Regions from separate parts of the Homo sapiens genome. Here region 1 is linked to region 2. A link is an interaction called in ENCODE POLR2A ChIA-PET data of the cell type or tissue named here. Cell type or tissue: A673. All regions are shown on one strand. Each heading gives the region's core, and the rest is flanking DNA. Links, peaks and the distances in the headings are about the cores only.

Evidence for each region. ChIA-PET counts read pairs that join two places held together with the same protein. Peaks named below come from ENCODE experiments on the same cell type or tissue, not always from the same donor. Only the 100,000 strongest peaks of a DNase experiment are listed, where the experiment ranks them.
Region 1: POLR2A ChIA-PET joins it to region 2 with 6 read pairs; 9 of 35 experiments call an interaction of 5 or more read pairs at or near these places.

Annotation. Positions count from the first base shown.
Region 1 is chr15:78,314,756-78,317,664 of GRCh38, reverse strand. No RefSeq gene overlaps it. Among named protein-coding and RNA genes, the nearest start is that of SKIC8, 17 kb to the right of the region's middle. RefSeq lists a silencer at 889-998 and an enhancer at 1,868-1,917. In A673, for the core only: a CTCF peak has its summit at 1,810 (motif pointing left); a DNase peak (open chromatin) is centred at 1,804; H3K27ac peaks cover 399 bases.
Region 2 is chr15:78,407,692-78,410,600 of GRCh38, reverse strand. It overlaps LOC105370912 (a long non-coding RNA gene), which reads right to left. Exons shown (of 4, transcript XR_932506.3): 3 at 2,668-2,763; 4 at 1-2,001. Among named protein-coding and RNA genes, the nearest start is that of IREB2, 29 kb to the left of the region's middle. In A673, for the core only: no CTCF peak of the experiment used is centred there; no DNase peak of the experiment used is centred there.

The DNA.
Region 1 (2,909 bases), core at 318-2,817, 93 kb after region 2:
CATTTCATTCATTCATTCATTTCATTCATTCATTCATTCATTCATTTCATTCATTCATTCATTCATTCATTTCATTCATTCATTTCATTCATTCATTCATTCACTGAGCTCCCGTGCTGGGCTGGGTGTCAGGACTGGGGATCCAGGTCAGGCCCAGAACATATGATTCACCGAAGGAGAGGCATGGAAACAGGGATCTTCAAAATCAGGAGAGTGAAGTCACCTGGCATGGCAGTGCTCGGAGCAGCACGCTGTGAGTGTCCAGAAGAGGGCTCCCCAGGGTGCTGACATTTAGACTGGGCTGCCTTCTGGAGATGGGTGTGAGAAGAAGCAGAGGCAGATCACAGAGGGCCTCAGATGCCAGGCTGAGAAGTTGGGACTGTGCCCTGTGGCCATGGGGAGCCACAAAAGGTTGATGAGCTGCGGAGTGATGTGTTCACCTGCGTTGTAGGAGGCTCACGGGGGCAACCTCGGCACAGCTCCTGCCATTGCTGGCCCTGCACTTCACAGCTCTGTTGTGCTGCCAGCCCTGCCTGACCCTCTGAAGCAACAAAGCCTCCTATACCCAGAGGCCTCCCGGTTATCCTTGTATATTTATTCATCCATATAAACTTTAGAGCCAATCTGTCAACCCCTAAAAGTCCAGGAATGAGCAAAAGTCCCGTTTCGCCCTTCTCTTGCCCTCAGGAAACTGTACCTTGTCTCAGAGTCATTGAGGGTGTGTTTAGTTGGATCTGCACCAAATAGGGCGGTGGTGGCTATGGAATTTTATCACATCGGTTCTTGTCCTGCCCCCGCTGCTGATTCCTGAAACGACCTTAGGTGAGTGAGTCCTTGCTTTTTCAGGCCTGAGGTTCCCCACGGTAGAGTGAGGAGTTTGAATCAGCTCATCTGAGAGCGCTGCCAGCCTGTATTTACACAATGCAAATGGAGCCCCAGCCCCTAAGACCAAGCATCAGCTTTTATAGGGGAAACACCGGGCTCCGTCAAGCAGAAACCCCGCCTGACTCCCGGGGCTTTCTGGGACTCCTTCCTGACCGCCTGCCTCCTCTCAGCTGTCTCTGGTTAAGCCTGTTAGATCTGGTTCTGTCTGAAGAGATGCGCACAGGCTGCTTTCCACCCAACACCCATCCCAAGGCCTGTTCCAGGCCCCTTTTGTCCCCCAGGCAGCAGAGGCCTAGCGACAGGCCTCATTCATCTTCCCACTGAGTCCAGAGACAAAGGGCTTAATGTGTGTGCAGATGGGCCTGCCCCTCCATCATCCCTCACAACCAGTGTCCGATAATGTGCCTCCAATGAGTCTCCCGTGGCCACCCTCTGACCAGGGGGTGGCTGGGCAATGACACATGCAAACACAGGGACTGGATGACAAAGCAAGCCTTGAGGGGGCATGGCGGGGGGCAGGGCATGATCACAGCCCCACGGAGAATCCCATAAGTCATTTCTGATGGGGATACATTAGGCCTCTCAAAGAGCACTTGCCCCTGAACACTGAGCTGCCAAATTAATTGACAAGGGACCTTTACAGGCAGCTCCTAGAGAGCAGGAACCCCTGTCCCCAGAGGCCCGGCCCAAGAAGCTGTCGTTTTCTGAGAGGAAAGAATTGTGCCCTGTCTGGCCAGAGCTCAGTACCCTTCTGGGCTGAGTGAGACCCTGGCCACTGCAGAGGGTCGCATGTATGTGTGATCAAGGAAATTGGGTCCCAGAGAGAGCAGTGATGTGCTGTAAGCACACAGCACATAGGTGGTGGAGGTAAGGCTGGAACCTAGGTCTCCTGACTACTCTGCCAAGCCCTTTCCCTCCCTCTTGTGGCCAAGCCCCTGAGTGCTGCAGAGGGCTCTGACTGCCTAGTCGTAGGTCCTCCCCACCCTCGTGGCAGGGCTTCTAGGGGTCAGGGGGAGAGTCCTCAGCCCCTGTTCTCCCACAGAGCCTGAGCCTGGCCCTGGTGAAAACACTGATGACCCCCCTCCTTTTTTATTTTTTTAGAAACAGGATCTTGCCTTGTCACCCAGGCTGGAGAGCAGTGGCAAAATCATGGCTCACAGCAGCCTCAAACTCCTGCCTCAGCCTCCCAAATAGCTGGGACCACAGGTGCATACCACCATGCCTGGCTAATTTTCTTATTTTTTATAGAGACAGGGTCTTGCTATGTTGCCCAGGCTGGTGTTGAACTCCTGACCTCAAGCAATCCTTCTGCCTCAGTCTCCCAAAGTTCTGGGATTACAGACATGAGCCACTGAGCCAGCCTAAAGCCCCCTTTAAAATGCAGACACAGAGCAGGAAGAGTGGCAGAAAGGATGGAAGGAGTGCCAGCAGCCAGGAAGCCATAGCTGGCCACTCACGGAAAGCCAGAGCACAGTACTAGAGACACAGAAGGCTGTGGATGGGAGTGGGCATCTGGGGACTAGGCTCACATCCCCACTCTGCCCTGGCCCTCTTGGGGATCTTAGGTCAGCCATGTCCTTCCCTGAGACCTTACCTTTCAGCAGAATGAAAGACTCAAAACAGGAAGCAATGATCCTATCACTATTCGCTCCCGTTTATCAAGCACTCTCTGTAAGCCAAGCACTGCGCTAAGTGCTGCTGAGTCCTTGTCTTATTAATCTTCGTAACAGACCCAAGAAGAAATTGTCTTCATTTTACAGGTGAGGCTGGGCACGTGGCTCACACCTGTAACCCTAGCACTTTGGAAAGTCAAGGTGGGAGGATCGCTTTAGGCCAGAAGTCCAAGACCAGCCTGGGCAACACAGTGAGACCCTGTCTCTACAAAATAAATAAAAACTAAAATTTTTAAAAATACAGATAAGAAAACAGAGTTTCAATAGCTAAAGTTACTTTTCTTACAAGTGGCTGAGCCCAGGTTAGAACCCAACCTCGGGGCATGCTCCTGGCTTAGGGACAAGGATAAG
Region 2 (2,909 bases), core at 141-2,640:
GCCCTTTGATAACCATCTGTTATCAGGATTATTTTTCTTTTTTTTTTGAGATGAGGTCTTACTCTGTCACCCAGGCTGGAGTGGGATCATAGCTCACTGTAGCCTCGACCACCTGGGCTCAGGTAATCCTCCTGCCTTAGCCTCCCAAGTAGCTGGGAAAACAGGCACACACCACCGTGGCTGGCAGATTTTTTTTTTTTTTTTTTTGAGACAGAGTCTCGCTGGAGTCAGGATGGAGTGCAGTGGCGCGATCTCGGCTCACTGCAAGCTCCGCCTCTCGGGTTCACGCCGTTCTCCCGCCTCAGCCTCCCGAGTAGCTGGAACTACAGGCACCCGCCACCACACCCGGCTAATTTTTTGTATTTTTAGTAGAGACGGGCTTTCACCGTGTTAGCCATGATGGTCTCCATCTCCTGACCTCGTGATCCACCTGCCTCGACCTCCCAAAGTGCTGGGATTACAGGTGTAAGCCACTGTGCCCGGCTGCTAATTTATTATTATTTTTTTTTTTTTGTAGAGAAGGGGGTCTTACTATGTTACCCAGACTAGTCTCGAACTCCTGGCCTCAAGTGATCCTCCTGCCTTGGCCTCCCAAAGTGCTGGGATTACAGGTGTGAGCCACTGGCCAGGATTTTTTTTTTTTTTTTGAGACGGAGTCTCGCTCTGTCACCCAGGCTGGAGTGCAGTGGCGCGATTTTGGCTCACTGCAAGCTCCGCCTCCTGGGTTCACACCATTCTCCTGCCTCGGCCTCCCGAGTAGCTGGGACTACAGGTGCCTGCCACTATGCCCGGCTAATTTTTTGTATTTTTAGTAGAGACGGGATTTCACCGTGTTAGCCAGGATTGTCTCGATCTCCTGACCTCGTGATCTGCCCACCTCGGCCTCCCAAAGTGCTGGGATTACAGGCATGAGCCACCGCGCCTGGCCAGGATTTTATTTTTTTAAGAGGGTCTTGCTATGCTGCCCAGGCTGGCCTCAAACTCCTGGGCTCCAGCAATCCTCCCACCTCAGCCTCTCAAGTAGTTGGAACTACAGGCATGAGCCACGATGCCTGGCTTGTTATCAGGACTGTTGATCTTTACAATTCTCAGGGTAATGTTTTAAAAATCAGCTTTATCAAGGTATAATTTCATATGATACCCAGGTAGTTTTGATTTGCATTTCCCCCTTTAAGAAATGAGGCTCCACCTCGTTTCATAAGCTTAAATGATGAGAAGATTTCACGGTCCCTCAAGGAGAAATACTGTCCTGCTTGGTATCTTACCTTTGCACAAATTCCCAGTTTGTGCCAGGCAGTAACACACCCTGTTTATCTTAAATTCCCAGGTACAGTCGTTTGGGTCTTCACTGGTTTTAATCCTAAGGCTGTATGAGCTTCATGTACATTATCCTGTCTGTTGCCCATAACACTTCTATGAGATGATGATGATGATTTCCATTCTAAGAATGAGGAAGCAGAGGAGACACAAGTAAGCCAGAGGCAATGCTGGGTTTAGACCCTGGTTGGCTTGAGGCCACAGCCCATAATCTTCTCACTCTCTCACTCCAACTTGAATTGGAATCAGACCACCAAGACGCCCACCACAGCTTGGCCATTAGTTGCTGTGAGACAGTGAGAAAATCCCTTCCCCTTTCTGGTCTCTGTGCAATGAGTGGATGGAGTTGCTGACTTCCATGAGCTGGATGGGAGAACAGGGCAGGAAATGATCCAGGACTGTGAAGCTGTCAGTCTCCTCCTTGTTCATCAGAGTGAGTAAGTAGCAAAGCAAAGGAAAAGCAAAACTCCCACTCCCCAAAATGCAGGCAGCATCCATTCAGTCCTGAATTCCGGGGAAAGGCGAGAGATGGGGACAGGTCCATATTTCAAGCGTTTATCCAACATATGCAGGGCAGGCCAGCCTCCTCAAGAGGCTTTCTTTGTCCCAGGAACAAATTACAAAGGCAGGTGGAAGTAGTTATCCTCGTTGAAAGAAACAGGCACAGGAACTTGCTCAGAGGCCCTGAAAGATGATGAGAATGAAAACCAGATTTCACAGGGTTAAGGGAGCAAGTAAAGGAGAGCTCCCATTTAGTTTTAGAAACACAAGACACACATTTTAAAGAAGGGGAAATGAGGCATAGACAATCACATGACTTACGCAAGGTCACACAAGTTTTAACATGTGAACACAGGTCTGTTGATTCCCAACGTGATGTTCACCATCTCCTCATCCCCCTGCCGATCAGCCAAGCTTTACCCACCTACCCATGTGCAGGGAGACTTGAGAAGGCCTACACTGCTGGAGAGGAGCAGTAGGATTTAAGTCTTGATGACGCTAATAGGATACATCTGCTGGGCTTCCTAATTTAATTGGACTGTTATTACTTGCACACTGATGATGCTGTTGAATACTTTGCCTTTGGATGTTTGGTTAAAATGACTCTGTGTTTTGCCCCACCATTTGCCGGAATCTGTAGGGACAGAACTATACTCTCTAAAGAACTGTACTCTCTACAGAACTATACTCTCTAATTGTTCTTTGGAACAATTCCAAAGGTGTGGTTCATCCTGGGAACACATGGGAATTTTTACCCACAGTTTATAAAACGTCTCCATCCTTTCAAGCCCCTCTCGGCTGTCCTAGTACATGAACTATATTTCCCCAGGGAAGCTCAGAGAAGCTCACCTCTCTCAAAGGTGCCACTCCATATTGACCACAGTTCTGGCTGCATTCTGTCATTGGGGTGGGTGGATGAGCTGTGCTGGGTCGAGCCTGGTGGTGCTGAGAAATGAGGAAGGCAGTGCTGAGGAAAGGCCAGTCCATACATTGCTGACTATTGTCCCAGCTGTCTTTTGTCATTACTATCCATGCCCTAGATTGCCAGGGCCTGGAAAAAGGATACAGCTTTGACTCTAGTTCTCAACCAG